Linked DNA regions of Homo sapiens: all the other regions are linked to region 1. The links are chromatin loops, found by intact Hi-C in ENCODE. Cell type or tissue: PC-3. All regions are shown on one strand. Region 1 overlaps SLC22A1 (solute carrier family 22 member 1). Region 2 overlaps SLC22A2 (solute carrier family 22 member 2). Region 3 overlaps SLC22A2 (solute carrier family 22 member 2).

Region 1 (2,500 bases):
TATTGACTAGAGAACGCACACCCACATGGACCCACGCACACACGCTTTGCACATTCCAGGGGTCTGCATGCTCCCCCAGCTGCTGTCACGAGCAGGAATCCCCTGCCCTGCTCCCTAGGAGGATGCTGGCTCACCTCCTCCGCACAAGGGCTTTCCCCTCAGCATACAGTGAGGGCCCCCCAACTGCACTCTGGGCCTGGCCCCTTCAGCGGGAGCAGCTCCGCTACCCAGGCACACTTGTTTGCTCTTCTATGTGAGGTTTTATTGGAACAAAGAGTTTGTAGTAAGTCAGTGCCTGGCATATTGCAGACCCTAAATCAATATTTGCTGAAAGTTGAATGAGTAAACACTGTGCCCCAGAATCTGTCCAGGTTCAGTGTGTCCTGTCCTGCCTCAACCTTCACCCTCCCTGTCTCCGAGTTTGCCGCTGGGGTCCTGCACCCAGCCACATGCTGGGCCCGTGAACCTTTGCAAATAGCCCCATGTACCTGGTGGGTTTCCATGGATACTCAGTGTTGAACTCAGCATGGAGGCTGGGACTGGCCGCTGCAGTGGAAGTAACTGCCCGCTCTGCTACGCTGTTCAGCTCCCCTCCCCAGCTCCGAGACTCCCCACAAGGCAGTGTTCTTGACTCTTCTGTTCTGTTACCCCCACATCCAGTCCTCTGGCAAGTTCCATCAACTGGCTTGGAAATGCCTTCAGAACCTGCTGCCTCCCATCTTGGGCACCCTGGGTTCCCTTGCTGGGGTTGTAGTAGCCCTGTCCTTGGCACTAATTCTTTGTATAAATGTCAGCTGTCTCATGGACAGTTCTGCAGCATCTCTTACCTGCATTACTGTAGGCACCTTCTGGGTGGCCTGCTGGCTTTACCCATGCCCCTCGGTGCTCCACAAAGCAGGCAAAGGCATCCCTTAGAGCTCAACAGACCTTGTCTCTCCCTGTTTACCCTCTGCTGGCTTCCTAATCACTGAGAATAAAGCCAGATCCTTTTCTGTGGCCCACAAGGCCTCACGCCTTTGGCCCCTGAACGCCCTTTTCTACTGTCCTGCTGGTTGTCATGACTGAGACTCGAAAGGTCTGTCCACCATGTCCTGGCTGTGTGACCTTCCAAAGGGCCTTAATCTCTCCGTGACTCAATTTCCCCCTCAGTAATGGGAGAAGTGATAGTACCTATCTCACAGATGTGTTGGGAGGATTAAGGAGATTATATGTGTAAATGACATAGAAGAGGGTACAGCATCCATGCAGGAAATGTTCAATGTCAATGTGGTTTTTTTTGTTATTTTAATACACACATGCAATTCATGAGCTCTGCCCACAGGTGGCAGCCCGGCACATTTGTTAACTGGCTTGTTGACAGGAAAATCAAGGTTACACGTTCCTTTCTCTTAAACCAGTTTCTTTATCAGTAATATGACTGCTGTCTTTAACTGGCTAAATGGTACAGAGGCACTCAGGCTAACCTCAACTCCTTGAGTTGCAGGCAAGCACCTTGTTTCTTGTTCTCTTGACCCTTTGTCCAATCAGGAATAATTTAGGACTAGAAACAAAAGCATCCCAATGCTTCTTTAGGCGAAATTTTATCAAAGAAGGATACATTCCTTAGCAACATGCATTTTCATCTCAGTTTTGGAGCTGATAGGCAATCTGCATGCTGGGATGAGACAGTAATTTCTTATTGACCCAAATCTGTTCTCACAATGTAAATATGACTGTAAAAGCTTTCTAGCTTCCAAATGATATTTTCCCCCCGAAGTGACACATGAGGCACCCTACATTTTGGCTCAGGTGAGAGTGATTTAGCTAGGCCTCGGGTCTGTGTGCCATATGCTGTAATGTTGCTACATTTTCTCAAATATGGACGGAGGGGGTGTGCAGTGAATGGAAGAGCGTAGGTGAATCAATAGCGCCCACTAAGGACAGCACAGTAAAGGGCCGGGAATGCCATGGTGCGGTTGGAAAGACCTGGCCCATGCCTCTGTCTGTTGTGCCCTGAGTCTTCTGAGTGCCCTGAGTGCATACTGTGTGCTGGGAACTATAATTGGCACTTTTGTACGCTAATTCAGTGAGTACTCAAGACAAACAGATGTGGGAGGTACTATTACAATCCCATTTACAGACGAGGGAACTGAGGCCCAGAGAGGTTAGTTAACTTCCTCAAGGTGACACAGCTCATAAAGCAATCCGACACCTGGCCCCTTACTTCCTGGTCTCTCCTGCCCACCTCCTCGTAGGCCTGTTGGGGTGTCAGATGAGGTACGCACGTGCAGGGCTTGGTGCAGAACCAGACATTTAAATCTGCAGTGAACAGTAGCCATCCTCACGTGCAGTCTCCAGGAGACTTGGAGGCATATCCTACAAGTCAGACTCTCACATCTATCATGAAAAAAATGTATCATTGGGGCCCTTCTAGGACACTCTTTCTCATTTTTACTCCCCTCTTCTCATATTGCTCTAGGGCATTCTAAACCCAGTGATTCATGCTCTTTCTCCATCTGCG
Region 2 (2,500 bases), 79 kb after region 1:
GAAAACAAAACAATAAAAACCAGTGTTCAGGAAAAGCAAGATACTGTAAAAGAAAGGAAGCATAATCATAGTACACAAAATGACTCAGTGTTAATAGCCATAATGACATGAAAGTTCAGTATTTGATTTAATAAAAATGTGACAAAGTTTAAAGGGAACAGAAAAGCTGTGTGTTGGGATGAAGGGAGAGATGAAGAGAGTTACATTTTTATCTGTTATATTAAAAAGTAAATAGATAATATTTAAGCTGAAAAATCAAGAAATGTCAATATAAAGAAGTTATTTATATATATGGAGATGAATCTCAGGGGGAAAATTCACCTAAAATAGTTGAAAATTTTCTCTGAGAAATTAGTAGAGGTGAAATAGGGCAAGGAAATTTTGTTTTCATTATAAGTCTTATGATATTTAGCTTTTAAAAATGTATTCATAATATTACTTTTATAAAATATTAACATGTATTTTAAAATCCACAAATGTTAAGACATTTTTACCAGACTAAAAAATGATCATCAATGGTTTTATAATGCTAACATTTTTTATTGAACTCTTCTCAAGGTCTTTTGTAGAAAATACACATTCATGCTTACCCAATCTAAATATGGAAGGACCTCATGATCACTTAAGTTGTATTCCTGATTCTTTTATTTGAGATTCACTTTAAGTCTAACCTAGATAATAATCAATGTATTTTTAAAAATTTCTTCACCTGTGTTACTGAAAGGCCTATCTAAAATTCTTGACATACATTCTGGACAACTTTATATTGTTTTGGGTGTTTTATTTCTTTAAGAAAATAGATGCTCCTCTCCCAACTTTACTGTTTTTCACACTTTTTTCTATTTTGTTTGCCTAGCCCACAGTTCCCCTATGTATTCTGGTTAGATAGCATTGCAAAGAAAAGAATCAAATTTAAAAAAATACAAAGATGGAAAAAAAACCCTCCAGAAAACCAATGTCCAATGTCCTAGGAATGCTGAGAATAAAGTGAGCTGGAAGAATTTGGCAGGATCTGGTCCCATGGGTATTTTTCCACAGTGTACAATAGACTCCACTGGCTGTAGACCTAGGTTGATAGGGCTCAGGGGTAAGTTTGGTTGAGTTGTATGGGCTTTGTGATGAGTGCAGGGATTTCTACTTTTGGTCTTGCTGCCATCAAAGCTAGGTCATGACAGCAGCAACGGTCTCTCTTCTTAGTTCAATGGAATGTCTAGTTTCTGAACTTGGAGGTAAATCATCTTTTCTTTATTTTTTCTTGGTCTGCAATAAGAAATAAAAATGGAGAGGGGAGAAAGAAATTATGAGGAGGCTGAAAACCAAAATAAAGTGGGTAATAAATGAGAGGAACAACAAATGATTATAAACTTTGTTCAGGATTAGTCTTGCAATGTGTTCTGAGTGGTGGTTCTCACAAAGAAAATGGACAGAACTTGTTGATAACTCATGTCGACAGAGTTATTCCTAAAATTATCTTGTTGAATTGGTACTGGCCTAAATAAGTTCCTTTTTTAGGGTGTTCACCTTTCTCTGTAATAGAGAATGTGGGTAAAGTCTAAACTTAATCTTATATCAGTTAAAGATGAAGATTGCAAAATCTTGTTATCATTAGTTATGCAAATAGAATTTGAAAAATTATTTTTTCAAAGTGTATTTACTTTTCAACAGCTTGATAAATGAAGACTGCAATTAAAACATTTGTTCAAATTGCAAGTTTTCTCAATCATCTTGTCTTCGTGAATGCCAGGACATTGCTGATATTCATCGTAGAAATGCTGCTTTCTTCATTTTGTTGTTCCCAGCCATGCCCTTTGGACCTGTTCCTGTTTATAGCAATATTGAATCAGCTGTGGGCTGCTCCCAGCCACCCAGCATCTCACAGAATTTCCCCCACCTGGAGTTGGTTAGTATTGTCTCGTTTTCTGGACCAATCCAATCTGAGACGAGGGATGGCAGAAGCTTACCCAAATCACCCTATGGTTTTGGAATTCTCTAAAGCTCCAGATGGGGAGGTAAAATCAAGTCAGTTGAGCTCCTCTGGTCTCTCTGCCAACAACAATAACAACAACTACAGCAGCAGAAACAACAACAGTAGAAATAGCAGCAATAGAAGCAGCAGCAGGAACAACAAAAGCAAGAACAGCAGCAACAGTAGCAGCAATAGTAGCAACAGCAGCAACAACAGTAATTACAGCAGCAACTGCAATAGCAACAGTAGAAGCATCAGTGACAACAGCAGCAGTAACAACAACAAAAGCAACAGCAGCAACAATAGTAATAGCAACAGCAACAGTAACAGTAGCAGCAACAGATATGGCAACAGTAATACCATCAGCAGCAACAGCAATAGCAACAATAGGATCCTCAGTAGTAACAGCAATAGCAACAGTAGCAACACGAGCAACAGCAGCAGCAACAATAGTATCAGTAATAGCAATAGTAACAGTAACAGCATCAGCAGCAGCAGCAACAGCAACAGCAGCAGCAACAATAACAAAAGCAA
Region 3 (2,500 bases), 100 kb after region 1:
CTGACTGAGCTCCTCTCTACCCTGAATACAAGAGACCCTAATACTTAATCAGAAATATCATCACCCTTAATCAGAATGAAAAAGTTACAGAAGATGGATCTTTGTCTCTCTGCAACCATTAAGATTAAGAGTTCTCTTACAAAAGGGAATGGGGAAATCTCAGAGGTGTTTGAACCAGAGAAACTTTATCTTGAAGAGGGGCTGGGTAAAATAAGGCTGAGACTTACAGGGCTGCATTCCCAGACAGTTAGGCATTCTAAGTCACAGGATGAGATAGGAAGTTGGCACAAGATACAGGTCATAAAGACCTTGCTGATCAAACAGGCTGCAATAAAGAAGCTGGCTACAACCCACCAAAACCAAGATGGCAATGAGAGTGACCTCTGGTTGTCCTCACTGCTACACTCCCACCAGTGCCATGACAGTTTACAAATGCCATGGCAACATCAGGAAGTTACCTTATATGGTCTAAAAACGGGGAACTCATAAATAATCTACACTTTGTTTAGCATATAATTAAGAAATAACCATAAAAATGGGCAACAAGCAGCCCTCAGGGCTGCCCTGCCTATGGAGCAGCCATTCTTTATTTGTTTACTTTCTTAATAAACTTGCTTTCACATCACTCTGTGAACTCGCCCTGAATTCCTTCTTGTGTGAGATCCAAGAACCCTCTCTTGGGGTCTGGATTGGGACCCCTTTCTGGTAACAGAGACAGGCTTGTTATGAGGCTGAAATGAATTAATATTGTCAAAGGCTTAGAATAGTGCCTGGCACATGGTATATACAGTGGAAGTGCCTATTAAATAATTAACCTCTCAAAATGTCTCCAAGCCTCCCAAGATTCACTTGGTTATTGTATTGTAAGTAATGCAAACAAGAAACACATTCAGCTGGCATCTGAATCTCTGAAGTGAGTGAATCATGATGAATACAACTGATTAATAAAATTACCATTCGTTTGGCATTTTATATTTGCAAAGACAGGCCTAGTTAACCAGAATAATCCTTGTTGATTTTTCCAGTGCTCTTTCAGCCAGGATTTTCCAGTGTGTTGACTTTCAGTCTTCTTTGATTATCGTTTTATGGCTATTTCAAGACCACAATTAGCACACCATTATTGTGTGGAAAAGAAAGAGAAAGAAGTTAAAATGAAAAACTATTAGGTTTTCTTTCCACTAGCCACTCATACTAAAGGTTAGTGAGGGAAGAATATGAAATTACTTTCAAGAATAAAATTAGAATTGTCTTTGAGTTTACTTTAAATATTGAAATGTAGTTATAATCCTTTATCTTTCCTGCAGGAAGGTGTCAGGCAGGAACAAGGGTCAATAAAGTACTATTTGTTAAATAGTACTTAGAGAAACATGAAGTTGTCAAAGTTGTTTGAACCAGAGTGACTCTGTCTTGGACAGGGGCTGGGTAAAATGGGGCTGAGACCTACTGGGCTGCATTCCCAGGAGGTTAGGCATTCTTAGTCACAGGATGATAGGAGGTCAGCAAAAGACACAGGGTCACAAAGACCTTGGTGATAAAACAGGAAGTGGTAAAGAAGCTGGCCCAAACCCACCAAAACCAAGATGGCGATGGAAGTGACCTCTGGTCATCCTCACTACTCATTATACACTAATTATAATGCATTAGCATGTTAAAAGACACTCCCACCAGCACCATGACAGTTTACAGATGCCAGATGCCATGGTGATGTCCGGAAGTCACCCTATATAGTCTGAAAAGGGGAGGAACCCTCAGTTCCAGGAACTGCCCATCCCTTTCCTGGAAAACTCACGAATAATCCACTCCTTGTTTAGCATATAATCCAGAAGTAACTATAGGTTACTCAACTGAGCAGCCCATGCTGCTGTTCTGCCTATGGAGTAGCCATTCTTTATTCCTTTACTTTCTTAATAAACTTGCTTTCCTTTTACTCTATGGATTGACCTCGAATTCTTTCTTGTGCAAGATCCAAGAACCCCCTCTTGGGGTCTGGGTCAGGACCTCTTTCCAGTAACGAAGTAACCATCTGCTATCCAGAAATGTCCTGCTGACCCATTAGTCACCCACTGTCCACCTAAGGGAGTGGCCAAGATTGAGTGGTCTCTAACTTCCTCCATGGCAGGAAGGAGGACAGAGGGTTTGATGGGTACCTCCTCATGATGAAAAGAGGGTTCTGAGGACAGTTTCCTTAGCCAGTGTTGGGGGAGAAAGAAATAGGGGTCACATATGTCTCAGGAGTAGCACCAGCTACTCTGTGGCCAAGTTATCTCAGGATAAAGAGCTTGTGCTCTGTCAACTTTGGCCATCTTATTGCTATTAAACTGGATCATGGAGGAATTCATTGCATCTGTTTTGCAGGTAAGTTCCATCAGTGGTTTGGAACTTTTGCTGGCAGATCTAGAGTGGTGGAAAATTTTCCCCCTCACAAATTCCGTGAGAAGAAGGGGAAGAAAAGGAATGAGCAGGGTAGCTGTGTGGGGCATTGGGCAGCCTTAGGAGTGAA

Evidence for each region. Hi-C counts contacts between places; a loop is a spot of excess contacts. Peaks named below come from ENCODE experiments on the same cell type or tissue, not always from the same donor. Only the 100,000 strongest peaks of a DNase experiment are listed, where the experiment ranks them.
Region 2: a loop joins it to region 1, with 3 times the contacts of the local background. A loop is called at or near these places in 8 of 110 quality-filtered maps.
Region 3: it touches region 1 in a loop (4-fold over the local background); 9 of 110 quality-filtered maps call a loop at or near these places.

Annotation. Positions count from the first base shown.
Region 1 is chr6:160,137,079-160,139,578 of GRCh38, forward strand. All of the region lies in intron 6 of SLC22A1 (solute carrier family 22 member 1), which reads left to right. Among named protein-coding and RNA genes, the nearest start is that of SLC22A1, 17 kb to the left of the region's middle. In PC-3, a CTCF peak has its summit at 1,320 (motif pointing right); DNase peaks (open chromatin) are centred at 1,333 and 2,493; H3K27ac peaks cover 1,062 bases.
Region 2 is chr6:160,216,239-160,218,738 of GRCh38, forward strand. SLC22A2 (solute carrier family 22 member 2) reads right to left here. Exons shown (of 11, transcript NM_003058.4): 11 at 517-1,260. The coding sequence ends at 1,194. Among named protein-coding and RNA genes, the nearest start is that of SLC22A2, 41 kb to the right of the region's middle. In PC-3, no CTCF peak of the experiment used is centred here; no DNase peak of the experiment used is centred here.
Region 3 is chr6:160,237,508-160,240,007 of GRCh38, forward strand. The region is part of intron 9 of SLC22A2 (solute carrier family 22 member 2); the gene reads right to left. Among named protein-coding and RNA genes, the nearest start is that of SLC22A2, 20 kb to the right of the region's middle. RefSeq lists an enhancer at 1,729-2,500. In PC-3, no CTCF peak of the experiment used is centred here; DNase peaks (open chromatin) are centred at 274, 944 and 1,504; H3K4me3 peaks cover 386 bases; H3K27ac peaks cover 2,244 bases.